Linked DNA regions of Homo sapiens: all the other regions are linked to region 3. A link is a loop called in an ENCODE intact Hi-C map of the cell type or tissue named here. Cell type or tissue: heart right ventricle. All regions are shown on one strand.

Evidence for each region. Peaks named below come from ENCODE experiments on the same cell type or tissue, not always from the same donor. Only the 100,000 strongest peaks of a DNase experiment are listed, where the experiment ranks them.
Region 1: a loop joins it to region 3, with 2.9 times the contacts of the local background. A loop is called at or near these places in 24 of 110 quality-filtered maps.
Region 2: it touches region 3 in a loop (4-fold over the local background); 6 of 110 quality-filtered maps call a loop at or near these places.
Region 4: it touches region 3 in a loop (3-fold over the local background); 63 of 110 quality-filtered maps call a loop at or near these places.
Region 5: a loop joins it to region 3, with 3 times the contacts of the local background. A loop is called at or near these places in 63 of 110 quality-filtered maps.
Region 6: it touches region 3 in a loop (2.0-fold over the local background); 7 of 110 quality-filtered maps call a loop at or near these places.
Region 7: it touches region 3 in a loop (9-fold over the local background); 31 of 110 quality-filtered maps call a loop at or near these places.

Annotation. Positions count from the first base shown.
Region 1 is chr1:61,348,283-61,352,282 of GRCh38, forward strand. The region is part of intron 4 of NFIA (nuclear factor I A); the gene reads left to right. Among named protein-coding and RNA genes, the nearest start is that of NFIA-AS1, 97 kb to the left of the region's middle. In heart right ventricle, a CTCF peak has its summit at 1,928 (motif pointing left); no DNase peak of the experiment used is centred here.
Region 2 is chr1:59,975,233-59,979,232 of GRCh38, forward strand. No RefSeq gene overlaps it. Among named protein-coding and RNA genes, the nearest start is that of CYP2J2, 50 kb to the left of the region's middle. In heart right ventricle, CTCF peaks have their summits at 1,759 (motif pointing right) and 1,969; a DNase peak (open chromatin) is centred at 1,769; H3K4me3 peaks cover 379 bases.
Region 3 is chr1:60,968,041-60,972,040 of GRCh38, forward strand. NFIA-AS2 (NFIA antisense RNA 2) reads right to left here and starts at 2,700. Exons shown (of 7, transcript NR_110617.2): 1 at 2,508-2,700. In heart right ventricle, a CTCF peak has its summit at 2,198; a DNase peak (open chromatin) is centred at 2,981; H3K4me3 peaks cover 376 bases; H3K27ac peaks cover 1,679 bases.
Region 4 is chr1:61,841,014-61,845,013 of GRCh38, forward strand. All of the region lies in intron 17 of PATJ (PATJ crumbs cell polarity complex component), which reads left to right. Among named protein-coding and RNA genes, the nearest start is that of MIR12132, 3.1 kb to the right of the region's middle. In heart right ventricle, a CTCF peak has its summit at 2,100 (motif pointing left); a DNase peak (open chromatin) is centred at 2,054.
Region 5 is chr1:61,850,582-61,854,581 of GRCh38, forward strand. The region is part of intron 17 of PATJ (PATJ crumbs cell polarity complex component); the gene reads left to right. It also overlaps the pseudogene RNU6-1177P. Among named protein-coding and RNA genes, the nearest start is that of MIR12132, 6.5 kb to the left of the region's middle. In heart right ventricle, CTCF peaks have their summits at 1,744 (motif pointing left), 1,948 and 3,224; no DNase peak of the experiment used is centred here.
Region 6 is chr1:60,859,743-60,863,742 of GRCh38, forward strand. No RefSeq gene overlaps it. Among named protein-coding and RNA genes, the nearest start is that of NFIA-AS2, 110 kb to the right of the region's middle. In heart right ventricle, a CTCF peak has its summit at 1,688 (motif pointing right); no DNase peak of the experiment used is centred here.
Region 7 is chr1:61,639,647-61,643,646 of GRCh38, forward strand. The region is part of intron 2 of LOC107984964 (a long non-coding RNA gene); the gene reads left to right. Among named protein-coding and RNA genes, the nearest start is that of TM2D1, 83 kb to the right of the region's middle. RefSeq lists enhancers at 2,058-2,107, 2,318-2,367. In heart right ventricle, a CTCF peak has its summit at 2,270 (motif pointing left); DNase peaks (open chromatin) are centred at 1,295, 2,225 and 3,052; H3K4me3 peaks cover 691 bases; H3K27ac peaks cover 3,535 bases.

The sequences.
Region 1 (4,000 bases), 380 kb after region 3:
TCCTTTATAAGACTCTTGAAGAAGGCAGAGTTTGGGTCTGTGAATTACTAGGATTATTTAACTCAGGGTGTGAAACCCATTCTCATTTCAGAAACTTAGTGATGTTTTAAAATTCAAGACACACATAACCAGTTTGCCAAGCTCTCAAGTTACTCATCAGAAGTCTGATAGACACTTTCGGGACGTGCCAGGCCACCTGGTGCCATTTGCCACATTACAATTCCAGTGTACTTAAGTGGTTCACAGGAAGTATATATATGACCAAGCTAAGCCCGTTTATGTGGGCTTAATTATTTTTTAACATCTGGAAGGTGGGCACACCATGTTTACACAGGCTTTTCTTTTTCTTCCCCTATTCTGGCTCTCTTGACATTTAAAAAAGATAAGGCAAAAGACATTTTTCTAGGATAGATAAAGTATTAAATTTAAGTGCAGCTGGATGTTCACCACGAGCTAGGAGGCCTCTTCTTCTCTCCGTCTGATCAAGTCCCTCACATTCACACTTTGCTCTGTGTTCCTCTCCTTCCAAGAGCGAGGGAGTGAGGGCCAGACAGTGTCCGCCATGCTCAGGAATGAAACGGCTTCTCCACCCAGTTGAGACCTCATCTCCCTTCTGACATTTGTGAAAAACATCTAAATCCAGAGCTATGACACTGATCAGCCTTATAACCCTTCTTTGGTTAATGAGAGGTGTGAATCTCTAATCTCCAGGAAGGCACAAAGCATTAAGTACCTACTGTATGTCAGCTTGCTGGGAGTGAGGATGAGTGATCTAGGCTCATATTTGACTAATCTCCCCCACCCTTCCTCCATAGCCTATTTCATACATAAAGATTACCTAATAAAAGAGGAAATTATGCAAATAAATTTAATATAAAAAGCAAATTAGGGAATGACTATCAGAATTATTAATTAGAACCCTGTTTACACTTATTGTCAAGCCTCACCGTTTTTTTTTAAACGAAAGGCCCTTAGAGCCTGTTACTGAGAGATGTGTTTGAATTTCAGAAAGTAGATGTGAATTTCAGTCTTCCATTTTTTTTAGCAGTGACTGTTTTTGTATATTGACAGTTGTGATTAAGGTTTATTCATTGGTATTAATCAAATAACTAAGTATTTATTCTTAGAAATTGTTTTATTTCCTCATACCGTCCCTCGATTCCATAGTTCCATTATGGCACCTCAATTCACCTGGTTTCCCAAGTGCTAATCGTGGGAGTTATCCCATACTCCCCTGTTCCCATTATTACGATAGTCAAGAAGTCAGCATGTCTTCTTTTTATTTATTTATTTTCCAAGATTTTTATTCGAGATGGGTTCTCACTCCATTGCCCAGGCTGGAGTTGTAGTGACATGATCATAGTTAACTGCAGCCTCAAACTCCTGGGCTCAAGTGATCCTCCCGTCTCAGCCTCCTAAGTAGCTGGGACTACAGGCACGTGTCACTACACCTAGCTAATTTAATTTTTAAAAAAAATATTTTTTTTTTCTGTGGAGACATAGTCTCACTATGTTGCTCAGGCTGGTCTTGAACTTTTGGTCTCAAGCAATCCTCCCACCTCAGCTTCCCAAAGTGCTGTGATTATAGGCGTGAGCCACCACACGTGTGCCCAGCCAGTCAGTACATCTTGATTCTAACTCCTGAATAACTTACATCAGGCTCCTCCTTTCCATCCTTTGAGTTTAGTCCCCATCCCCACTATACCTTGCATAAATGCCCCAGTGGACTCTCTGGTTTGCCTATTATATTCTTCAGGCGCCCCCCACCCTTTCACCTCCATGCCTACCCTCATGACAGACTGATCTTTCTAGGTGATAAATGCAAATTTGATGATAGCATTCCCATACTTTGCTGGTCCTTCTTTGACTATTGAATACAACTCAATGCAGCAACCCATTCCATTGACCAGTGTTTACTGACTGCCTCCTGGTGTCAGGGACTATATTAGATGCTGACAGTATAATCCCCAGTTATAGTGGGGTGAGGTAGATGCTTTAATAGCTTATAAACTTGGGAATCTGCTGAATTCAAATTTATGTTCCTTAAATAAACCTGCCAGATCCCACCGGGCACATGTTGGCTCATGCTTGTAATCCCAGTGCTTTGGGAGGCAAAGGCAGGAGGATCGCTTTAGACTGGAAGTTCAATACCAGCCTGGGCATTATGGTAAGGACCCATCTCTACAAAAGAAATTTTTAAAAAATTAGCCGGGTGTGGCGTAGCATACCTGTGGTCCCAGCTATTCCGGAGGCTGAGGCGGGAAGATTGCTTGAGCGCAGGAGCTGGAGGCTACAGTAAGCTATGATCACACCTCTGCATCTGCACTTAGCCTGTGTGGCAAAGTGAGCTCTTGTCTCTAAAACAAAGAAAGAAAAACCTGCCAGATCCTTCATAACCTCACCTTAACCATCCTTCCTCTTTCCCGTGTATTCTACACTATGTCATCATACCAAGCTATCAGAAATCCAGTAAACATTTTCTGCTCTCTTGATGCTGTTTCCTCTACCTAGAAGTCCTCCATCCCTTTCAGTTGCATAATTCCTCCTTTCCTTTTAACATTGTTTCCAGGCTTCACGTTTTCTGAGGCCATTCCCTTGAACTTCTTATCCCCAGGTTGGGTTAGATAACCCACTTCTTTGCAGCCACTTCAATTTAGGAATGCAGATGGTCCCCAATTTACAATGATTCCACTTAAAATTTTCAGCTTTACGATGGTGGGAAAGTGACATGTGTTCAGTAGAAGTCATACTTCAAGTAGCCATACACTTATTCTGTTTTTCACTTTCAGTACAATATTCAATCAGTTACATGAGATATTCAACACTTTATTATAAAATAGGCATATTAAGTGCATTTTAAGCTGATGATATTTTTAACTTATGATGAGTTTATCAGGACATAGCCTCATTGTAAGTTGAGCACCTGTAGCTCTATCAGATGACTTCGCAGACTTTTAAAAAATTAATCTGTCAGACTTTCTTTTCCGTTTAAGGGTAGGGACCATGTCTTTCATCTAAGTGCCTTCCTCACTCATCATAGTTCTTGGCAGTAGCAGGCTCTCAGTAAGCATTCATTGGATGTACAAATGTCCCTGGTTCATGATAACCCTTATTGTTATTTCTTCTGATGGATACTAACCTGTAATTTATTTATTCCAGTATCAAATCATGTGGGCTTAGCTCTCAAACCAGTGCCTCAGTACAGTATCTATTGTTCCTGCTTTGACATAACCTTTCAAAAAGATTATTTGCACTAATAATTTACACCACTAATTTTACGGAGTTGTTTTATAGAATTGGTACTTGTTATTTGTCCATTGGAAAACATGTATTAAACTACTGTCAAAAAGGTATCTAAAGATTCAAAGACAGAAAATGCAAGGAATCAGTCTCACACAAGGGTCATTTCTGAAAATCACAAATAATCAAAATTAAATCAAAGGTCAGAAAATCATTTTATAAGAGGCCAGCTAATAAATATGTTAGGCTTTGTGGGCCATATGGTCTCTGTTGCAGCTACTCGTCTCTGATGGTGTAATGTGGCAGCAGTCATAGACAATATAGAAATGAAAGGCCATGGCTATGCTCCCGTAAAACTTTATTCATAAAAACTATGGGCCTGCCTTAAATTACAAGGTTGGACAAATATTCAGTTAAGGTGTATGCAAGATGGAGAGGTGATTCAGAGTAAAGAGAAACCACACATTTCATGTTATAAGAAACTGGGAATGGACAGCTTAGAAAGATGACTTTGTTCTCACCAAAGTTCAAAACAGAATTCCAAAATACAGATGAGTAGAAGCTGTCAGGATCAGATAAAGTTAGAAAAGTCTAAAGAGTGTTTTGGCTGGTCATTCCAGAAAAGTGTAAGACCAAAATGTGGGGAAGTATTTTTGTTAAAAGCATCCAAGAATGTTGCAACCTTGGTGACAATTTACTATTACATAAAGAGAAAAGATGAAAAATATATTAGAAAAAATATGCCTTTCCTGTATAGACT
Region 2 (4,000 bases), 990 kb before region 3:
TGCACCTCTTTTGGGAATTTGCAGGGAAAAAATAACCCCTACCACCAACCTCACGCTCCCTTGATGCTCATGTCTGTGAACCTCAGATATTTTCTAGCTGGTGTGGGCTGGAGCCAGCTGCTTCCCACTCCCTCCCTTCAGTTACAGCTATGTGGAGCTGTGAATGAAGCCTCTTGGCGACTGCTCCTTCATACTTAAGGACTTCCCTGCACCCAGCATGGGCAGCAGCTTCACACGGCTCTGTGGTGTGGAGAGCTGCATTCTACATACAGATTTGTCAGTAATTTGTGACACTGGGACATCTCATCTCACTTCTGGTCCTTGGGCTTCTCATCTGGAGAGTGTCAGAGTTGGACTCCATTGTTTCCTGTCTATTCATGTAATTTTTCGTCTTTAGTCTGCTGATATGGTGAATTACATTGATTGGCTTTAGGATGTTGAATCAACCTTGCATTTCCAGGAGAGGCCCCACTTGGTATTATGTATCTTACGAATTGTTGGATTTGATTTGCTGGTATTGTGTGAAGGATTTGGGGTCTATATTCACGAGGGCTGTTGGTGTGTAGATTTCTTCACATTGTCTTTGGTTTTGGTATCTGGATAAAACATGATTTGGGCTGTGCTCCTTCTTCCTCTTCTATATTCTGGAAGGGTTTGTGTGGAATTGATGTTATTTCTTCCTTAAATATTGGTAGAATTTGCCAGTACATTGCATCCCTTTGAAGGTTTTTCACGTTCTAGGCAGCCCTGGATGACCCAGAGTCCTTCTTGATGACTGCGGGTCTTTATTGGGTAAGGGTTGGAGGGGTGTCCCACCTCAGACCCTTTAGAAGCTCCCTGTGAATAGGGGAATAGAGGATCCCTTTTTCTCCGAACCACACATGAAACACTCCTCCTCTCTGATTATTTCTAGTGTTATCTCTCCAATCTGCAGGTCACCGTTTTCCCAGTGTGACTTTGAGTCCCTAGGAGACATTGAGGTATGGTGAACTTTGGAGTCAGCAAGAGCCAAACCAAAATCCTTGGCCCTAGCATCTATCAGTTGTTTGGCTTTGGGCCACATTCTTGAACCTTTAAGAGCCTCAGTTCCTGCATTATTACTGGGCATGATGAATTTTAGCTCACAAGGCTGTCGTAAAGATGAAATGAGATAATACTCGTAAAACGTCTGGTGTGGTAGGTTTTGAATGAATGCTGGCCTTCTTTCTGAGGAAATAGAGACAGTCCACTTTACTCAAGCTGTCGCGCTCATCTCAGTCAAAAGCCTGTTCGCCCACTTCTGAATCTGGGATAGAGTTTTCTGGAGGGAGTCACATATGCAAAGACAGAATTTATTTATTTATTTATTTTTGCCATCTGTTCAAGAAGACGAATGAGTTTACCTTGAAAACAGCCACATTACAAAGTGATTGGTGGATGGGAATAATTTGTTATAACGCTCCAATTCCGCAGCTTCTTTGCAGGTGGAGAGGATGCCCTCCTCAGTTCCTGGGGCTCCAGAGCGTCGCTTCCTACTGGGAACTGGAGAACAGGCAGCTCTTCCCATTCTAACTAGAGCCTAGAAAGATGGTTCCTTTTGATTGCAAAAAAAAAAGTCATGAGTCAGCTGCTTAGGAAAATGCTTCGCTGATGATATTAGTACATAGAAGCAATTTCATCTGTCTGGGAAGCGCATTTTCAGGAGGCAAGATTGGCAGAGCAGAAAGGACGGGAGTAACGAAGCCGGCACAGGGGCTGAACGTGCTGTTTCAGTTCTGGGCAGCAGAGGGCGATGTTGCCTCCTAATACTAAAATAGGATTTGGCAGGAAGGTGAGCGTGGCAGAATTTGGGAGAAGAAACTTGCCTTCTTACTAGCCATTGTAGAGTTCCACAATTTACTTTAAAAATGCCTTGGTTGGCTTTTTGGCTTTAGTAGGAAGAACAAGGACAAAGGATGGTTAGTTACAATAACAGCTAATACTCTGCATGAAACTTCGTACGAGCCTGGCATTGTTCTATATGCATTTTAGGTATACTAACTCACTAAATTCTCACAATATTAGCACGAAGCAGGTAATGATATTACTGTGACCAGTTTAGATATGAGGAAATAGGCACAGCATGGTTAAGTGACTTCCCCAGGGTCACAGAGCTAGTAATTGGCAGAGCCAGGATTTGAACTCAGGCTGCGTGGTTCCAAAGTCTGTACTTTTAAGCATTAGTAACAACTTGCATTGCACTTTTAGTCCCATTTGATATTTCAAACAGTTTTATGAGGTAAGTACATTCATGACCCTTTTTTTTTTAAAGGACAGAGAGATACAGAGATAGAAATATATATATATAATAGACCAATAGATGAATAGATAGGTAGAGATAGAATGAACTTTGCTAACTTTGCACCTGAAGTGTTCTAAAGACATTTCAGTGCCAACGTTCTAGGACTCTATGCCTTATATTACTGGCCAATAACACAGAGAAAGTGTCAGAGAGAGGGTACACATTTCCAAGCCTTCTGACATCAAGTCTAGTGCTTTTTACTACTATACTATTTTATGGACACCTCCCTCCACTGTTCCTGATTCTGTGGGGTGAGGGGTCAAGAGATGTGGAGGCTTGGTCTCTGCACTACAGACGCCCTGGGCTATCCTACCTTCCCCCTTCTTTAGCCTCAGCCACAGGATCCAGAAACACGGGATGCAATTGTAGCTCTCTCACTTGGTAGCCGGATGGCCTTGACCTTGGGCCTCTCTAATCCATCTGGGGAAGTGTGCTTTTAGGAGGGATGATTGAAAGAAGGTAAGTTCTCATTCTTCTAAAGTTTATTTTCAGTAAAACAGATTGGGGTCATATAACATCAAAGGTCTCTTTTAGGGCTAATACTCTATGAAAGTACAAGTTTGGTATGCCTGAAAATCTGTTATTAAATCTTGATCTGATTTCCAGGGACCTCACTCAACCCAAAGGAATGACTCATATTCTCAACCTCAGCACTATTGACATTTTGGATTGGGTAATTCCGTGTTGTGAGGGGCTGTCCTGGATATTGCAGGATGTTTTGAATCATCCCTGGCCTCTACTCACTAAGTGTCAGTGGCACAACCTCCTTGATGTGTGACAAACAGCTGGGATATACCTGAATTATGGGAATCCACAAACTGTGGTAGACCAGGAGGACAGATGCTTTGGGTGAATGATGATGGTGGTGATGATAATAATAAGTAAAATTTTTCCCCACTGGCTAATACGTCCTAGGCCCTATTCTAAGGGTCCAAATGTATTCTCATTTCATCTTCATAACTACTCTACCAATTTGGCATTGTTAACTGCATTCTAAAGAAGAAATTGAGATTTAGCAAGATGATCAAGGTCATACAAAGTTCATAAGAAATGATCTGAGACTCTATTCCCAGGCATTCTCTCATCAATGCTCACACGCTGCTTTCTTCAAGGTGGTCTATACAGCAAGACTCAACATGGAGATCACAGGCTGGCATTGGTCCATGGACTATTTGCTTAGTCTGTGATGAAGTAAATCAATTACATCACTAAGTACACCATTAAGTTCCGCTACTATTTTTCTGTTGCCAGACTTTCTCAATGAAGGAAGCATTGCCTAGATTTACACTCTGACACAAGCTCCTTATTTTCTTGCAGGCAGGGACAGAAATAAAAGTGTTACCTAATATTTGCATGAAATGTTATCATTGACAAACTGTACTACTCTCTGTAGTCCTACATGCTTCCTATAGGTGTGCCTTTCTAGACCTTGTGAGGTACAGAAGAGGCAACATAATGTGAACTATCTCTTTCCAGTTGTGGAAACCAAAGCCCAGACAGTTAAGTGGTTTGTCCTTGCTGTTAAGACAATAAGCTGAGGATCCTAGAATATGAGTTCGAGTTTCCCAATTCATAGTCCACTGCTTTTTCTAAGATGAGACTCTATCTATATTCTGATTATCAGGAAGTGACTCTCTTCCTTTGTCTAGCTCCAACATCACATAAAGATCTGAAATAAAT
Region 3 (4,000 bases):
AACATCTCAGGAGAAAGAAGGGGGAAGCCACAGCACTCTAGGCAGGAAGATAACAAAGATTCTCAAAGGGAGAGACAGGGTGCATGTGGGCAGAGGGTGGGGGACAAGGCAGGGGCGGAGGCATAGGGAGCCTCTGCCAGTTTTCTCAGGGAAATGGGAGGTGAGGTTGACAGACAAGGAGGGGAGGTGGTGTGGTTTGGGGAACTGAAAAGGCAAGATAGGCTCTGGAAGGCTTCTCTGGGAAATGCAAGAAGATACTAATAAAGAACAAATAAAAGACAGTTCCAAAGTAGAAACCACAAATTTTTATGTGGCATTAACTACACATCATAATGCAAAATACTCCAAAAATACTTAGTGCTCTGGGCATGAGAGTAGAGAAAGTGGAGAGAACACATCATTGGACAGACAGAGCATGTGCGTGTGCAAGGGAAGGGGAGGGGTGCCATGAAGAGTTCAAATGCAAGTGTGTGGAGTCTGTCCTGCCTGATGGACTGAGAGAAAGTGGATCAAGGAGTTGGAGCTGGAATGGCAAATAGTTTTCATCTCACGCATCAACTCCAGTTGATGGAACCTGTGCTGAGAAGGATCCCAAAGCAACCTCTGGGTTTAATAGGAGAGTGGCATGATCAGTCTGTGAGGTTCTCAATGAGCTGGAAAGAGTGGCAACAATCACACCAGGCATTGGCCATCTCTGGACCAGAGGCCAGACAAGGCTGTGAGAAGAGAGAGGAGTAAGAGAAGTAGCAGGACAGGGGGCTGTGGCCAGAGTGAGATGTTGGAAGGTGAGGTTTCGTGAAGACATCAAGGCCTAGAACATGGCTAGGGAAAAGTTTGGCTGACTGAAGAACAAGGCACAATCTAGTGTTCAAATACCTTCATGCTGCTGCTCTTGCCTCACTGAAGAGGTAAAGTGTCTTCAGAAGACATGTGACATAAGGGAATGGTGGATGGTTGAAGAAACACTTGGCTGTTCTAATGTAAACAGAAGAAGGAGTGGGAAGCTCTCATTTCTCCATCATTATCAGGCTCTGTTCTCAGGAAGCCAGAGAAACCTATGGCATGCTGCCTATGCAGGCCTCCTCCAGACCCATGGCTCAGACAGACCCGCCTGAACTCCAGCAGAGAAACAAGCCCCTGACCATTCCCTTCATCAGGGCAGGCAGGATGCAAGCCAACAGCTTCTCCTCCAGTGAGCCAATCCCATTACTTTTTTCCTTTTTAACTTTGTAAGAACACGTAACATGAGGGCCACCTTCTTAGCAAAATTTTAAGCACACAATACAGTATTATTGACCATAGGTAAAGCGTTGTACAGCAGATCTCTAGAACTCACTCATCTTGCTTAACTAAAACTGTATGTCCATTGATTAACAACTGTTCATTTCTCACTCCACCTAGCTCCTGGCAACCACCATTGCACTCTTTGATTCTACGAATTTGGCAATTTTAGATACCCCACATAAGTGGAATCATGCAGTTTCGTCTTTCTCTGAGTGGTTTATTTCATTTAGTATAATGTCCTCAAGATTCATCCATGTTGTCACATATTTTAGAGTTTCTTTTTTAAGGCTAAGTAATATTCTGGGATGTGTGTGTATGTGTGTGTGTGTTCCACATTTTCTTTATCCATTGATCTGTTGTTGGATATTTAGTTCATTTCTACATCTTGGCTATTGTGTATAGTGCTGCAATGAACATGGGAGTACTAATATCTCTTCAAGATCCTCATTTCAATTCTTTTGGATAAATACCCTGTGGGACTGCTGGATCATATGGTAATTCTATTTTTAATTTTTTGAGGAACCTCCATACTGTTTTCCATAGCAGCTGCACCATTTGGCATTCCCACCAACAGCATGCAGGGTTCCAACTTTCCCACATCCTTGCCTGAATCTCTTTTTGGATTCCGGAGTGACAGTGTCTCAGGATCTTGGCGGGGAAGGACCATCACCTCCTCATAATCCGTGCCACTCTGGAGGGCTGAGCACACAGTTCTCCTTGTTTCCCTGTTTGCCAGCTTGCCTTGTGGATAAATGCAGAGAAGGATTCAGGATTGGAGGGAAGGGTGAATTCACGGCCCTACAGAGCATGTCTAAAAGCATTTGTCAAAAAAAGAGTTAATGACTGCTTCTCTGCGGGAAGCCCTAAAGAAATGAGTGTCCTGAAGTGTAGAACATTCGCTTTTACGGTAGGTGGTGTTATTGTTACATGTTCATACAGACAGTGCTAATTAACAATCCTAAAGGCCACATCATTAAATTATTTCTCCGCTAAAAACCCTATGATGTTTAATGCGTCCCAGCAATTCAATTATATCTAAAACACTGGCCTGAACGGCAGGCACTATTCTGTGGCTGACAAAGTGCAAGTTGCTCTTAAGAACAGGTGAAGCTTAACAAGGAAAGAACAACATCTGACAAACTACCTCCCTGCTCTTCTCCCTAACATACACCCTAAGAATAAAAACAACAGTGATATTCCAAGAAAATTAACGTGGGTCTTACCTTTGCTAGGCTGGCGATGAAATATAGGCTTTACCAAATTTTCTGTGAAGAATCTGACAAGATTTTCTTAAAAGATTTCACCCAAAATAATCAAATCAGTGCCCTCAGATCTATTTAAGGTCCATCGGGTTTCACTGTTTTTTCTCTGGATCCTACCACCCATCCTTTGTCATTTCTAACCACTGCAAATTGCATTTTGGGTTTGAACTTGGGGTGACTTCATGGCTTTGGTCTGGGTTTTTCCTGGATGTGTATCACAGTCAGCAGAGAGCACTTTGAAGAGCACACAAAGCCTCTTTGTCTCCCACTCAGTGAAATATCTCAAGTACAGAGCACAGTGAAAAAGGGCTTCTTTCCAGCTTAAACACACACACACACACACACACACACACACACACACACACACACACACAAAAGAAGCTCTTGCCCTTCCCTGCCGCCCCCAGCTGCTGTGGTGAGACAGTCTCTGCACAGGCACAGGGCCCAGTGCAACTGGCCAAGTGGCCTCAGTCCTCTGGACAAGGCTTGGCAGGCAGCACCATGACAGAACCTCCTGCTTGGAAGGTGTTGGTGCCGAGACTGCATCTGGGAGCAGCACATATGTGATTCCACTAGTTTTTACACAAAGAGGCAGACTATGCCAGTGGCCAGCTGGCCAGCTGGGCACTCATCTGCAACCTTAGAAGCAGGAGTCAGGGAGCAACCCACTGATCCTCTTGTCATGGTCTTCCCAAGTGCCCAGTTTCCACATAAACCATTTCCTCATCACTCTCCTCCCTAACACTATCCCAACAGTACCCTCAAGGAGGCCCCACTCAGCTCTATGAGGACAGGGGGCTATGTATCTCCTTAGCTCCATACCACCAAGCACACTGCCTTACATGGAACACACTCTCAGTAAAGGTTTCTTGGATGGAAAGATGAATGAACAGATAGACAGATGGATGATGGGTGGGTGGATAAGTGTGTGCATGGATGGGTGTGTGCAGGGATGGGTGGGTGGATGGATGGGTGGGTGGATAGAAGAATCTTATAAACCATTGTTCGGATCCTGGCTCAAACATTTTCTTTTTGTGAGATCTTGGGAAAATTACCAAAACTAAGATACTACAAAACTAAGCCTTTTGGTTTTTTATCTGTACAAAGAATGATAGCAGTTACGGTGGAGATTGAGAAAATTCAGTAAGCACCTGATAGTAGGTGCTCTGTACACATTCATGGTTTTTACCCAGGAACTGTTTATAGATTATCAAGTCCCTTGCTTCTGTAGGAGGTCTTTCCTATCACTGTCGAATTCATTGCTCACTTGCATCTCTCCCAAAGGGATGGCAGAGGAAAGGTAGTAAAGGGTGCTTAGAGTGGAGTGAGGACTACAAGAGGGAGCACCAGTATTGACTGGGGATGCAGGGTTTCTAATTTTTCTAGCCCAGAAAAATTCAGACAGGCATGGTTTGGAGGAGACCTGGGTTCCAGTCAAGGCCCTGTCCCCAACT
Region 4 (4,000 bases), 870 kb after region 3:
GATAGCAATATATAACTATCAATTTTGTTTCAACTTTATATATGGCGGTAATTAATTTATTGGCCTTTGTAGCTAAGTGGGCATAAAGTGTTTATATTCAGACTATGATATTAGTGCCCCAAACTCTATTTCTATTTCTTCCACTTAATTTTATTTATTTATTTCTTCTTCCACAAATTTTAATCTTGTTTTACTTTTGTTTATTAGAGAATTTAGCTTAAAGTGGTGGGGTTGGGGGGAGGGCATTAGGACTTTAATTTTTACCAAGAGATTTGAGAATTTGAGTAAATGCTAATATCAGTATATAGTTTTCAATAGCCTGTGCAAGCCTACTGTCTTCATGTTCATCTTAGCTAATCAGTTTACAGAATGTAGGATTTAGCATTTGATAGGTATTGATATAATTTTAACACATTAATAGTATATAGAGTGGTAACACTATAAAGTCAGGTATGTAACCATATTATTTCCAGAATCTAAAATATAAAGGATAGGCATGTACTATAAGTTATTATACAGTTTCACATTAATGCTCAAGGGATCTTATAACATGGCCACTGACATCTAGGTTTTTTTTTTCTCTTGCCTTTTTTTTTTTTGGGAGCTCTTTGGGTCCACGTCACCCATATAAGATATTGGTACTAAGCAAAATGCAGTCAATCTGCTACTAATGGCAGTATCTGTAGTCTTGCAGATATATCATATGCCTTACTGTTGAACAAACCACACAGCTGCATTTAAAGGTCACTTTTTGCTTAACGGAACTTAGGGGAACTGATAAAGGCTACTTTTTGCCCATCCCTGACTCCTATCCACATTTATTTTTATTAACATCAAAGTACTGTAAGTTCCAGTGCCAACTGGGCTGAAGATTTCTTTTCACAGAGGATTTGCTTCCTTTCCCTCTATGGGAAAGTTCTGTATCCCTTAAATCATTTTAAGCTGCTTCATTTGAAAAATAATTCTTAGTGGTGTGCTCATGGAGTGGATTGATTGTGGCTACTGGGGAAATTCTCTCATGGCTTAAGTTTTGCTTTTCAAGCCTGCAAAGTGGGTGAATGAAGGGAGCCCACTCCTGGTGTGTGCAGTTTGTAGTGTGCTCAGGATGACGACTGACTTCCAAAAACCTCAGTGCAGCAAGACTAAAGGCATCAGGAGACCAGAAGCCACTTAATAAGAGATCAAAGAGGCTGTGTGTATATCAGCTTGAAATCCAGATAGTACAGATCAAAAGCTTGCCTTAGTGAGGCAGCTGCAGGGGGATAAAGTTAGCAGGAGGCCTCAAAGATCTTAAGTCAGGCCTGATGTTGAACTTTGCAGGGATTTCATCGCTCTGGAATACGAATGTGGCAAAAAATCCCATTGTGTCTAGTGGGGGCGAAAGAGAATAACAGGCAAGCAGCAAATGCTTGTCAGCTTTCTCATAGGGTAGCTTTCCTTTTAACACGTGTTTATCCATGACAGTTTCTGCTTCATACTTGAAGGCATTGTTGAGGAGGAGAGGATCCTGAAGATGGTGAATCTACTGTATTACCTTTAGTGAGTGTTTCAGACGTGGCCAAACTATAAATATTAGTGTTTTTGGAATGGCCATGGAGAGCTAAAATGTGGCCATAAAGGTGCTCAGATTTACTGCCATAACTGGTAATCACATCTCTCCTGCAAAGTGCTCAAGATATCCAGGAAGTGAGTGGGTATCAGCCTGGCTATGCATCTGTCCCTCATGTAATTAAAAAACAGAACAGCTATTAAAAAAAAAAAGGAATAGGAACAGTTAATCGAAAGAAGAAACTCGGTCCCCAGAGGTGTTTCATCACCAGTCTTCTACCTGTAGCAATGGATGTGTTCTGGAGTTCCCAGTTGAGTGTGATGTCAGTATTAAGAACCATGGTAGTAGATAAAGTCATAGCCCTTCCTAGAGTGTGCCAGAGTGATTGAATCAGATTAACAAGTAGGTATTGGAAATCTGTTTGTTCAAGGTGTGATGATTTGTGCTCCTCCACCTTGTTTGTGAGTGTCATTTGGAGCAGGCAGTGATCCAGAAAAGCCAGGCTTTCCCAGTGAGTGCCAGGAAGTGGTGCTGCCTCCTTCTGGTACCAAACATCTAGTCTGTGAATGATGCTTGAAAGCAGATTGACTTGACTGGCTGATTTTTACACACCATTTCTAGGGCTCAAGTTTCCCTTTCAGCCCTTTCCTCTGTATTTTATTTTAATCTGATATTACATTTATCAGTACAGCACTGAACATATGGTATGGTTGAGAGGACTAGCTTACGAGTCAGAAAGCTCCCAAACGTCCAGGTTTGCATTCTGGATATACTCTTGGGACTTTGGCAAGCTTGTTAGTCTTTCTTATTCTCTGTTTACTAAAATGATAATATCTAAAATAGAAGTAATATTTGCTTTATAAGATTACAAGGACTAAATAAAAAGATGAATATAGGCTGGGTGTGGTGGCTCATGCCTGTAATCCCAACACTGGGAGGCTGAGGCAGGAGGATTACTTGAGGCCAAGAGTTCAAGACCAGCCTGGGCAACACAGTGAAACTGTCTCTACAAAACCAAAAAAACTTAGTCAGGCATGGTGGCGTGCACCTGTAGTCCCAGCTACTCGGGAGGCTTGAGTCCAGGAGTTCAGAGGCTGCAGTGAGCTGCGATCACACCACTGCACTTCAGCCTGGGTGACAGAGTGAGATCAGGTCTCAAAAAAAAAAAAAAAATGCATATAAATGCCTATGCTTTTCTTAACTCAAAATAATCAGTGTTCCTATTATATTTACTGAAAAATGATGATAATGATAATGAAGATTTTCAAAGATAGAATCTGGGTACAGATTTGTTGTGCTTGTTATTCATTCTCACCTTTAAAAGATACGAGCCAGTATGGAGACTATAAAAATGAAAAGGTATACTCCTATATATAATAAATATTTGCTGAGCATCTCCTCTTCCAGGTATTGTTCTAGGCATTGGGGAGCTAGCAGTGAACAAATTAGATGAAGTCTGTCCTCATGGAGTTTAAATTCAATTTGGAGTAGACAGACAGCGGACAAATAAGCATATATTACAACAGAATAAAGAGAACAGACTTGGCAACAGCTCTGTACAATATGTTATAATTTTAGCAATGGTGAAAGTAAGACTAAAAGACTCTCTGAGTGTTATTTCTTGGGATCCAGAGAGGCCCCAGGGGGAATTGAGGTCTGCTGTGTGGACAGTAAGGGATTGGACATTCCAGCCACAGTGAATAACCCAGAATTAATAAGTTAGTCCTGATTTCATGTTTTTATTTTCTTTTGTAACTAAATTGCTTAATATTTTCCTTAACTTTCAAATTTTATTTATTTTAATGAAAAATCCTTTGAAAACTTTGTGTTCTGATTTTTTATTTGGAAAACATGGCCACATGGTTTAATAGCTAACAATTACGTACTGCTTACAGTTCCCTCTTTTTTGAGGTTTCCCTTTCCATGGCATCAATTACCCACTGTCAACTGCAGTCTGAAAATATTAAGCTATTTTTGAGAGAGACCATATTCACATAAATTTTATTACCGTGTATTGTTATACTTGTTCTTTTTTTATTATTGTTATTAATCTCTTACTGTGCCTAATTTATAAATTAACCGTTATCATAGGTGATACGGTTTGCCTCTGTGTCTCTACCCAAATCTCATCTCAAATTATAATCCCCATGTGTCAGGGGAGGGACCTGGTGGGAGGTAATTGGATCATGGGGATGGTTTCCCCCATGCTGTTCTTATGATAATGAGTGAGTTCTCACAAGATCTGATGGTTTAAAAGTGTGTGGAAGCTCCCCCCTCATTCTCTCTCTCTCCTGCTGCTGTGTAAGATGTGCCTTGCTTCCCCTTTGCGTTACACCATGATTGTGAGTTTCCTGAGGTGCCCCCCAGCCATGCGAAACTGTGAGTTAATTAAACCTCCTTTCTTTTACAAATTACCCAGTCTCAGGTAGTTCTTTAGAGCAGTGTGAAAAT
Region 5 (4,000 bases), 880 kb after region 3:
TAAAAATATCTTCTAACATATTTGTCTTCTTTCAACATTTCATTCATTTAGCAAATACTTAAGTTAGAGAAGCAGCATTGCTTAGTGTGGCTAAAAGCACAAACTCTGGGAATTGACTGGCTGGCTTAATTTCTGGCTCTGCCATTTACCAGCCATGTGCTTTGGTTAAGTTATTTAATTTTTCTCAATTTCCTCACCAGGAAAGTGGGGATAATGTTGGTACATACCTACCTCATGATGGTGTGAGAATTAAATGGGTTCAAATAAATAAGATTCTGAGAACAGTGCCTGGTATGGCAAGAGCTTAGTAAGTGTTACCAGCTGTTGTTGTTATTCCTATATGATGGGATGTGGCTTTTGCTTTTGGTGTACTTGCCGTCCAGTGGGAAGACGCAAACTAAATAGATAGTCATTCAACATTTTAACTACTCTTCAGTGCCTTCTCCATGACAAGCATTGTAGTAGGCCCTGAAAATCAAGCAAAAACTAAGCAAACACATTCTTGGTCTCATAAAGCTTACTTTTAGTAGGAAGTAATTTAAAGGAAATAATTTACAATAATTTCAGTAAAATGTAAAAAGTATTTTAATGAAGAAAATGCAACAAGCTGTGGATACATCTAACAGGAAGACCAAACTAATTCTAGAAGGTCAAATAGTAAAGGAAATATATTATGATAAATGCTGTAATTGAAGGTCTTTTTTGGTTTAGGGATATCACAGAGTAGGAAGTGCTTGGGTCTTCAGGGAGTAAGGGAATGCTTCTCATTGGAGGAGACACTTGAGCTGACTCTGGGGCAAACTCTAGACAAGTGGCAGTGGGTCAGGGAGGGCGTTCGTGGCTGAGGGGATGGTTTGCATTAAGCCACGCAGCATGACAAGGCCTTTCACAATACCTGGGATAAAGTGTTGGGCAAACGGGAGCAGGCAGTGATATGTATGGGGAAAGTGAGAGACGAGACAGAACTGCAGTTCTGAAGGATTTTCCTTCCACGAAGAATAAAGGAGTTAGGACTTTATCTTGAAGGCAGTAGGTATCCCTGAAGTACTGTAAGCAGAGGAGGAATTATGATCACCTTTTTATTTTTAAAGATGGTTCTATTATCTCTCTAGAAAATTGACTCATGGGGGCAAGATTAGAGACAGGTAGACTTATCAGGAAACTGTAGCAGCTGCTCAGAAGTAACGAGAAGCTGAACCAAGGCTGTGGCAGTGGAAATGGAAAGGAAGAATCAGAAGAGATAAAAGGCTGAGATAAAAAGAACTGACATGCCTTAGTGAGCAACTCAATGGAGGGGTGAGGGGGAGAAGGGAATGCTTGAGTATATGCTGATGCCACTCAGAGGATATAGGGAGGCCAAGGCGGGAGGATCACTTGAGGCCAGGAGTTCGAGACCAGCCTAGCCAATATGGCAAAACCCCATCTCTACTAAAAATAGAAAAATTAGCTGGGAGTGACGGCACACACCTGTAACATCAGCTACTCAGGTGGCTGAGGCATGAGAATCCAGCCTGGGTGACAGAGAGGGATTCTGTCTTAAAAAAAAAAAAAAAAAAAAAAGAGGTGTAGGGTACAACTTTCAGAAATAAATGGGCTGAACCAAACATATGGTACACTGTTACAGTGTGTATAATAATATAAGCCTTTTGAATAAAGAGGAAAAAAATTCCTTCAGAAGAGAATGGCTCCCATAGTACATGTTTCTCATGTTCTATGATTGGTCTCTGGTGCCCTCTATTGGCTATTTAGTCTAAAGCGGCATCTTGATTCTTAAACACAATGTTCCTTGCAGTGTTATTTACCAAAAGAAGAAATATTAGAGATTTTACAATTATGATGAAAGGTGATAAAAACTGATGGGGATTTTGTTTTTAGTAGGAAGACAGTTAAAATAATTTCAGCAAGGTGCCATCAGGGGTGTGCACATTGGCAGCACATGTACTAAAATTGGAATGATACAGAGATCAGCACGACCCTTGTGCAAGAATAACATGCACATTTGTGAAGCGCTTCATATATTTATCTATGTAAATATGCCTGGGGGCCTGGGGGTTGGGTAAGGGTTTTGAGAAGTGTCTCTATAACATTTGTTTGCTATAACATGCACATAATATCATAGATTGTATTTTCAGAAAATGGACCTTTCTGATGAGAAGCAGCCTGAGTCAGGCTGGTGTTTGAGCATTTTTATGCAGCAAAGCCTCAAGAATAGCAGCCACCTCAGTAGGCAGTAGCAGCTGCTGTTTTTCCATAGGGTGGCTGCTGCATGTGATGTAAAGGAAATGAAAGGAAATGACTGTTACTCATTAAAGCGATTTCATTCAGCTACGTGGGAAATCACAGGCAGAAAAGTCATCATAAAAAATGAAGCAGTGATTATACATAATGGGGCATCTTCAGAGGTAGCTAGTTTGTCCCCTCCCTGCCCCCCAAATGACAAAGAAGCTGCCTTTGGGTTCTGTCGTCCAGGAAAAGGGGTGGTAGATTGGATTTAGTGTTTAGCATAACTAGTGGTCTAAACCTGAATACATTTTAGTAAGAAAGCATTCCTGTCACTAGTTTGAGGTCTAAAGAAGGCCTCACTTTGTGTAAATTAGTGCTCACAATGACTTTTCTGGCAATAAGGAAAATATATTCACCTTTCAAGGGTAGAAGTCTATTTCCATTTCCTTCTGGTGAATCGTCCTTTAGAATGTTCCTAAATTATCAATTCAGTGGGTTGCATTTTGAAAACCTCCTCACCTATTTGGGTTAAAAATAATATTTTTAAATTTTGGTGTTATCTGAAACTGCAGAGATTGTTCACAAACAACTTGGTGCAACCATTTATTTGCTTTTGGTATATTTTGCTGTTGCAGTTTTCTCTAAGGAAGTGTAGAAATTATTAATATGAAGTAATGTTAGCTGCTGGGCAGTTCATGAGAGGAATAAGCTATTATGTAGTCTCCCTTCTCCCCCCAATAAAAAAGCCTTTCATCAAAAACTGACATCCTAAATGAAGGAAATAATTGTACAGCTTATTTATTAGTGTGTCAAACTTAAAATGTAATGGTTTCATATTTCAGGATGAAAAGTGTGTTGTGATTCATGGTTGCCAGTGACAAAATAGACAGCTCTTTTATATTACCACGTCGATTGCCTGCTGATATGCCACTGTACTTTTTGGTTCTCTTCTGTTCTCTTCCTATGCAATAGCTCCCTCTACTTGAAAATACTGGTGTAATTATAGTTTAACACTACTTTATTAGTGAGTTCCCTGGGCTCTTTTTTACTTTTAATCCTCTTCATAAATATGTGGTGTTATATTACATCAGAGCCTGTAAGAAAATTTTGAAGAGTCTCTTGACTCGGGGGTAGAAAGGCAGGGTTAGTTGCAAAAAGCAAGATAAGTTACATTTGAAGGCATTCTTCAAGGAATTAGCTGTGTAGCCTTTGTTGATTTAAATATGGTATATTTGGTTAAAATTCCATGCAGTACTTTGAAAATGAACCCTGATGTTTGAAACACAGAGGCATAGAAAACTGGATCAGAAAACTTCAAAAGAATCATCAGCCACTTCAAACAGACATAGCCGGGAACTTGGCAAGTTCTTACTTTGCTAATTCCAAAGTTTTGTAATTCCCACAGAAAACCTAGCAGTTTTTCTCTACTTTCTCTGGAAGGTTTTAAGAGAGGCTAGAGTAGTAGAATCTCAGGTTACAATATGTTGCCTTGTGGAACAGCATGTGCATAATGAAACAATGGGAGAAGCATAGAGAAACCAACGTGAATGCTGCTGTGATTGGGATGTCATTTTTTCTCTCCCTTGCTAAGTTAGAAGTTCAGTAATAGTGCCATACACCTCCACCATTAAGACAAATTAAGAGACTCTGCTCAATCATAAGATGGCCATATGAATATTTCTTTCTTCTCAATTTACAACTCTTTGTTTCCCGTTTCTTCTGACCATTAATGATGCAGAGCAAGCTGCAGAGTGAGGTGGTCAAGAGTAAGGACTTA
Region 6 (4,000 bases), 110 kb before region 3:
CTGGTGATTCAAGGCCATACATATCTGTTAAGCTCAACATTCAACTCTACATAAGAAATAAAAAATATCCAAGGCAGGAAGATCACTTGAGACCAGGGGTTCAAGACCAGCCTGGGTAACAAAGCAAGCCCCCGTCTCTCTAAAAAAAAAAATCAATTAGCCAGGTGTGGTGGTGCACAACTGTGGTCCCAGCTACTTGGGAGGCTGAGGTAGGAACATCAGTCAAGCCCAGGAGTTCGAGGCCACTGTACTCCAGCCTGGGTGACAGATAAATCTTATCTCCAAAAAAATGAATAAAAAATAAAAATTGTCTTCTGAGAACAAGCTGGTTGGAATAGCAAAAGCATAGGCTTTTCATTATATGGACATAGGGTTGAATCTTGGCTCTTGTTCTTTAGCATGTGTCTTTAGCCAAGACTCTTACCTTTTTGACCCTGATCTGCAAGTTAAAAATCGTAATAACAACCTCCTATGGTTGTTGTGAAGGTTAAACAACATATCATACCCAAAAGTGTGTTTAAAAACTGTATGACATGTAACAGGTGCTAAATCCTGTTACTTCTCTCCTTTTTTGGTTCAGGAGGCAACACCAGAGTGGTGAAGCTCTGAAGTCATCATTCCAAGGCTTGAATCCTCCTTCCATCACTAACTCTGGAGCCCTAAGCAAGTCACTTTACCTCTTGGAGTCTGTTATCCTGTTTGTAAAATGGAGTTAATAATAGGTTCTACCTCATAAGGACTCACATGGAAAAACACACACACACACACACACACACACACACACACACACACACAAAGATCTTAGAACAGTGCCTGGCCAAGAGGAAACACTCAGTATACGTGAGCTGTTACATACGAAATCAAATTGCTCTTCCCCTAGACTTTCAAATTTCCAATGGTCCTAGAAACAGAGCTTGAAAAGAAAGAGAAAATAAGTTTTAGTGCCTGAATCACATATGTTGCTATTAAATGGGTGAATAAATGAAAGAAAGACACATTTTCATCAAAGACAAATAATAATACAGTCAGTTGATGCAAAGTAGTACTAATGGATGGTGCATATAAGGAAGGCAGCAGGGCACCAAACGTGTTAGGGGTCACTGTGAGCTGGCGTCCTGAGGAGGGTGTTACCTTGGAAAGGGAGATCATGTCCCAGGAGGGCAATAGCTTGAGCCAAGGTAAAAGACAAGGCTGTGTAAATAGAAGGATGCAAATTTCAAAGTGGCTAATGTCCTGTGCCTTTTTATTCTCATTCTCCAACCACGTAGGGAGCCCCTACTCTGCCCAGCACTGTGCTTGGCCTTACAGCTACTCAGATGAGCAAGATACAGTCCCTGCCCTTAAGAATCTCAAGGTCCTTTGGGAGGCTGAGACGAGCAGATCACGAGGTCAGGAGATCGAGACCGTCCTGGCTAACACGGTGAAACCCTGTCTCTACTAAAAATAAAAATAAAATAAAATAAAATAAATTAGCCGGGCATGGTGGCAGGCTCCTGTAGTCCCAGCTACTCAGGAGATTAAGGCAGGAAAATGGCATGAACCCAGGAGGCGAAGCTTGCAGTGAGCCGAGATTGGGGCACTGCACTCCAGCCTGGGCGACAGAGCAAGACTCTGTCTCAAAAAAAAAAAAAAGATCTCAAGGTCTAGGAGGGAAAACAGACTAGCAGGCAGATGATTCCAGAAGAGGGTGCTAATAGCTGCAGTGGAGCAAGGCACAGGTTATTATGGAAGAACAGAGGGAAGGGATCCAACTGACCCTCACAGCACAGGAGCAGAAGGGGGAAGAAAGAGGGCTTCCCTCAACAGGGGAATAATAGTAACAAGACATCAATAACAGCACAATAACTTCAGTTGAGAACTCATTACATATCAGGGACTATGTACCCTATGCATTTCTTTGCTTCTAACTACACTACACACACACATGCACACACACAAGCGCACATTTAACTATTATTATCTTCATTTTCCTGATTATGATAGGACACAGAATCAGAGTGGTTAAGTAACCTGGGAGAGGTCACACAGTAACCAAGAGAGCCTGGATATGGACAACTAGATTGCAGAAGCAGTGCTCTCAATCTCTCTACGACCCAGCCTCTGAAAATCATGAATATTTCAAATCATATCTCCTTTTAGCAATATATAACAGAAACCAAAACCTCTCCTTGGCGTTGCTATTGTACACGTGTTGACAGCAGAGTCTTCGAGGCCTTTATCGGAATGCACTGCAGCAATGACACAGATGGAAATTCACCATCCTCTGAGTTTTCTTGGGTTCTTCCCATTCAGCAAAAGGGGATAGCTTATTTAGGGGAGCACTGGCCATGATGACCTGAATGAGGCTGGAAAGTGACTTGCACTTTGCCTGAGGCTGCATGTTATAAGGAGACAATTCCCTTTCTAATGCTTCCCCATTGTTACTCAGGAAATAGTCCTCATCACCTGACTCCCTATCTAGGGGGATTCCCACTTCTTATAAAATATACCGAAAGGAAATAAGAAAGGCCAAATTTTGATGGGCTTATTTATTGATGAGAGCGCTGTTTTTGCCTTGGATTCATTCATGCGCAGTGGGAAGAAGTATTCAAATGACAAGAGTTAAATTCAAAACATGTAGCCGCTTTCTGTTACATTTTTTTTCTAACTGAAGGCAAACCATTTAGATGTTTGTTTCCAAAAAGGCATCTGTCAGCAATCAAAGGGGAAAAATGCATAAAGCAAATGCAATTGTTTGGAGTAGCATTTCCTGGATCATGTTAAATGCTTGAATTGCTCCCCATTATGCTCACCAAATAATTTTATTTCCCACAATAATTGCAATATTTAACATGTTTTATTTAATCTTTTTTAAAGGCTATTAACAAAGGGCCACACTGTGAAAAGATTGATTGCTGCATGGGAAGGACAGCTTCCACCAGCCTCTTAGAGAACAATGATAAAGTTAAATGCACCTAATTGTTCTGGATTTAAAATACTATTATCCAATAATATTTATCATTTTTTTGTTCAAACTATGTGCCCTCTCCTGCAAAATCTTCCCGGCTATTCTATCATTCACAGAGTGAAATCTGGACTCCAGTTTACCTTGTGCTCCATTCATTCATAAATAATGGGCATGCATAGGGTGTTCTGAGTCTCAAAAATGCAGCGACTCAGACAAGAAACAGCTCCAACTTCAGAGGTTGCTGCAGGATAAACTCAGAAACTGTAAAGCTGTGGACCCACAAGTCCAAGATGTCCATGTGCCTGTATACCCTGGGAGAAAGCAGAGGAGACCCTAAAACAGGGAAATTTTGTTTTGTCTGCTTGTCAGAGGCAAGTAGGAATGGATGAAGTAGAATCAGAGGTTGGTTGATTCAAAGACAGAATGCTACTTCATTTCTTTTCTTCTTCTTTTTTTTTTTCCTCCTTTTTTTGTTTGGTTGATGATATTTTACATTTTATGTAGAATTTCCAACTTTTTTCCTTATCTTTCTCTAAATGATAAACTTAAGAAAGACTAAGTAATTTTAATGATGCTGCAGTTACATATGGCAATAAATGTTTTCATTGGCAAGCTCAGGGCAAGTTTCTGGTAGTATGTCCATTGTATTCATTGGACACAAGCTAACAACATTTCCTGTGCTACTGCAGACTCTTCTTCTGAAAAGACAGGTGACACCAAGGTAATAAAGTATACAAAGATACTTCCTAAGAGTGATGACAATATTTACATTTGATAATAATTCTGGCTATCGCCTCTCACCCCAATTTTATTAGAAGAAATCCCATTACAATAAGGAATGAAAAAGAAAAAAAATGCCATATTTGTTGTATTTGTAGTTCATTCCTAGAAGCAGTCTGTGCATCATGCTTTAAGTTAGAAATATTTTTGGTGCAACACGATAAAATTTGCTTTAATACAGTTATTTTTGTCAAAACAGCATGCTAAATGGTTAAAATAATACCTACTAAGGAAGAGATCAGAAATAGGAAAGAAAAATGCACCAAATTTACC
Region 7 (4,000 bases), 670 kb after region 3:
AATCCGCAAGACTACACCAAAGCAGTAGGAGAGCTACACAACTTTCACAAGCTCCCATGTCTGCAGGAGTGCTCTGCTCTCTTTGGATTCTGTAGGAACAGAGGCATCAATCAGGTGCTGGGAATACAGAAATTTTCCACCAACGTGCTCATCAAACTTTCCTTTACCGTAAGCCAAAAGAATGTCTCTGAGCTATGAACATCAGACTTTAATATAAACTTTAAAATCTTACTCTCAGCTCTACGGACATGGTTATAGGTGTCTGGCAATTGAACTAGGAGAGCCTGAAAGTAAACACATTGTCTCTTGGAAATTGATGAAAAAACCAAGCATGTTTCTTTATTCATTCAAAAGATTTTACTGAGCATCTTTAGCCTGAGAAGTAGGAGGTAAATTAGACGTGTTCCCTGCCTGGGCAAAGAGTATATTCTATTAGGGGAGAAAGAGGCATACCAAGATGTGCGTAACACAGTTATGCAGTACGTAGTATGTTACATAGATCTAGCAAGACAGCGACATTTAACAGATGACAGGGAGGGGGTGGAAATTCGGTGCATGGGCACGGCTATGAAAGATTTCAAAGAGGCTGTATTTGAGACAAGCCTTGAAAGACCAACAAGAGTTTACTAAGCAGAGAAGAGGATGGGGGAGAAATTCCCAGAGGAAGAAACAGCACAAGCAAAGGCACGAGGGTCCTGAAGAGCACTGGGTATTTGGGGCTAAAGGGTAAAAAGAGCAGGGTATCTGATTCCAGATTAAAATGTCATCCCTCTATTCTGAAATCTGAAAAATACTAGCAGCTTGATTTGTCCACAGTCACTTGTGCCAGGTAGAGAATCCTAATTCGTGTAGGCCCAAACCAACAAGAACCTCTTGATGTGACTACTGCCTGAGTATTGCAGTGTTCGTGGGAGCTTTAAGTTTACCTATCCAGATGGGAGAACCTCTTTCCCGAAATTCATAAGCAGTCCCACAACTCCGCCAATGCTACAGGACCCAGCTTTCTGAGGCACCTAGAAAGACATGGCAGTGGCCCAAGGTGATGCTTAGGTGGGCTGGCGAATGCACACAATAGAATGTCTGTCTGTGACATTTAATCTCACTCTGGCAAACTGGTGCAGCTGCCCTTGTACAACAAACGGGAAGGCACAGTGAGTGACCACCACCAAAAACAAACAAAACAAGTGTGTGCGTGCGTGTGAGCTTTAAAATTTAATAGCTATTCAGACAGTCCTTAGAGAAGGAATTGGCAGCTTCGGCCTCCAAGACTGCTCCCCCACCTGTCTCCAGGCACTGCAAACACAGCTGTGTAAGAAGGAGACAGTCAACGCTTCCAAGGAAAGAAATAGTGCAGTCTTGGGGGTGGGGTGATGATGAGAGCACCTTTCTCACAAACCCACGTGGGACAGGGCCTTGTCTAGCAACCGCAAAAATAATCGAGCAGGACGTGGTCAATCAAGCTCTTTATAAAACCTCATGTTAAGTAAAATCATTCAAGATCCAACTCAATGGCCACCTTAAACCCATGTTTTAAAAGCATGAGACAGAGCACACAATTCATGCTCAAAGGAGAACGAGGTAGCATGCATGCTGGCAAGACGCGCATTCAGGTTTGCTCCCGGTATCAAGATGAGACGTAAAGACGATTTATGCACTGTCATAGAACTTGTAGTTCCTCACACAAAACACAGAACTTCCTGGGAAAGTGCCTAGAAACTTCTTTATCTGTATTTCCCCAGGCTGCAAAGTGCACACATTTTTAAAGTTCAACTCTTAAAAAAAAAAAAAAGTCAGCAGAGGCAAGATTTCAACAGACGCCGGTCCAAATGTTAGCAATTCTAGAGTGGTCAGGGGTTTGCCGCTCCCAAAAGTAAGGGGGAAATTAGAAGAAGGAAAGAAGTCGTTTTCGAAGACGAAAACCAAAGCAAGGAGGTATTTTTGGTATCATTTTAATCACAAAATAGCACGAATGCGGTCTGTGCCTGTGCGCTACCCAAACGTCGATTTGAATACCACTGAACGCTAGTTTGAAAATTTCCATTTTTGTAATTTGCTTTCTTTTGTTAAGCCAAGACTTGAGAGAAACCTGGCAGCCGTCTCTAAGTCTGGCACGATTTCACCTCAGACGCACTCGGTTGGTTTGGATGTTGAGGGAGACCGCACATGAGAGAGGGAGAAGGAGGAAAAGAGAGCTGGAGAGCAAACCTACCGCTCGGCGGCCGCCGCAGAGAGCAGGCCCAGGGCTTCTCAGCCGGGGGATCTGGCTCCACCTACAGGAATCAGAAGGCAAACCTAGTAGACGCCTCGGCGTCTGCAGGAACCCGGTGGGGGCTGGGGGAACTTTGATAATTGCCTAGAGAATTTCCTAGCCAGTAGGAATGGGGGTCGGTAGAAGTGGTAAGGATTGGGAAGCAGGGATTTCCATGACCAGATTACCCACAGTCATATCAGATTCAGCGATTCTTATTTGGAGGAGAAAAGGTATCATGTCACCTCCTATGACCTAGGAATTTTAACTGGTTCCAGGTAAACCCCATTTGAAAGCAAAGGCAGCACCTGGTCCCAGGACAGGCCCAGCACATAGCATGCTCAGGCAATAACATTTGAATGAATGAATGAATGAATGAATGAACTGAATAATCCAATCTATCAAATAACAGAAACCTAATATGATAAAAAGAAAACCAACCCCCAACCCCAACACTGTTTTTCAGGTATATGTATGAGTTGTCAGGCATTTTTGATGGCTAGTAATTACTACAAAAATCCTGCACCATGTAGGCTAGTCGTGTTCCACCTCCGATGTGCCAGAGCAGTGATTGAGTACCACCGATTTCATCCCATGCCCTCATTTGCCAACGAATAAACAGAAGCTTGAAGAGGTTAAATGCCTTTTCCCAGGTCAACCAGTTTGTTGGTGACAGAACTGGTTTGGGGCTAAATTTTCCTGACCTGTCTGGTATTTGTTTTCTAAGGGCAGGAGACTCATTTTGCATTGGCCTGCTGGATGCCCTCAGCCGATTAGCTCTCACAGGAGGAAGTTAGCTTCCCCCACCCACCTGTTGGCCTGTCCCTGGGCTTCTGCCCCAGCTTCTGCTCTGGGCCACAGCCTCTGCTCATGCTGCTCTACTCCAAAAATCAAACGCTGCCTGGAGCTAATGCCAATGGTTGCTAAACTTATGAATTCATTTCCTAAAGCCTGAGGGACAGAATCTTTGAGCCTGTGGTTTAGTAAGCTACAAACAGGCAGGTGCTTTGTTTTGGCAACACAGGTGTCTTATATACAATATCTCCTCCATCTATTTACCCAAAGCACTTAATAAGCAGTTACTGAGTTTCCCAATGATAGTTATAGAAGAAGATGTTATTTACCAATTGAAAAGGAATTTTTGCCGTAGGCAGTTAGCACTCAGTTTCCAGATGAAAAGGTGAAGATCCTTCTGGGAAGTGAGATGCTGTGTGCATTATGTGAGATGAATATGATCCAGGGAAAGATAGCAATTAAGCAGATCCAGATTCTTTTTTTTTTTTTTTTTTTTTTTGAGATGGAATTTCACTGTTGTTGCCCAGGCTTGAGTATAATGGCGCAATCTCGGCTCACCACAGCCTCCACCTCCCGGATTCAAGTGATTCTCCTGATTCAGCCTCCAGAGCAGCTGGGATTAGAGGCACCTGCCACCATGCCCGGCTAATTTTGTATTTTTAGTAGAGACGGGGTTTCTCCATGTTGGTCAGGCTGGTCTCAAACTCCCAACCTCAGGTGATCCACTAGCCTCGGCTTCCCAAAGTGCTGGGATTACAGGCGTGAGCCACTGTGCCCAGCCTAGCAGATCCAGATTCTAACCACAACCTGTCTATAAAATGGAACTAACACTGTCATGACCTCTGAATGGATTAAAAATTAATCATTATTATTAATCACAATATTAATAATAATGCTGAACTATTACTAAGTGCTTACTACATTCCAGGCTTTCAAATGACCACTTTACATGCATTG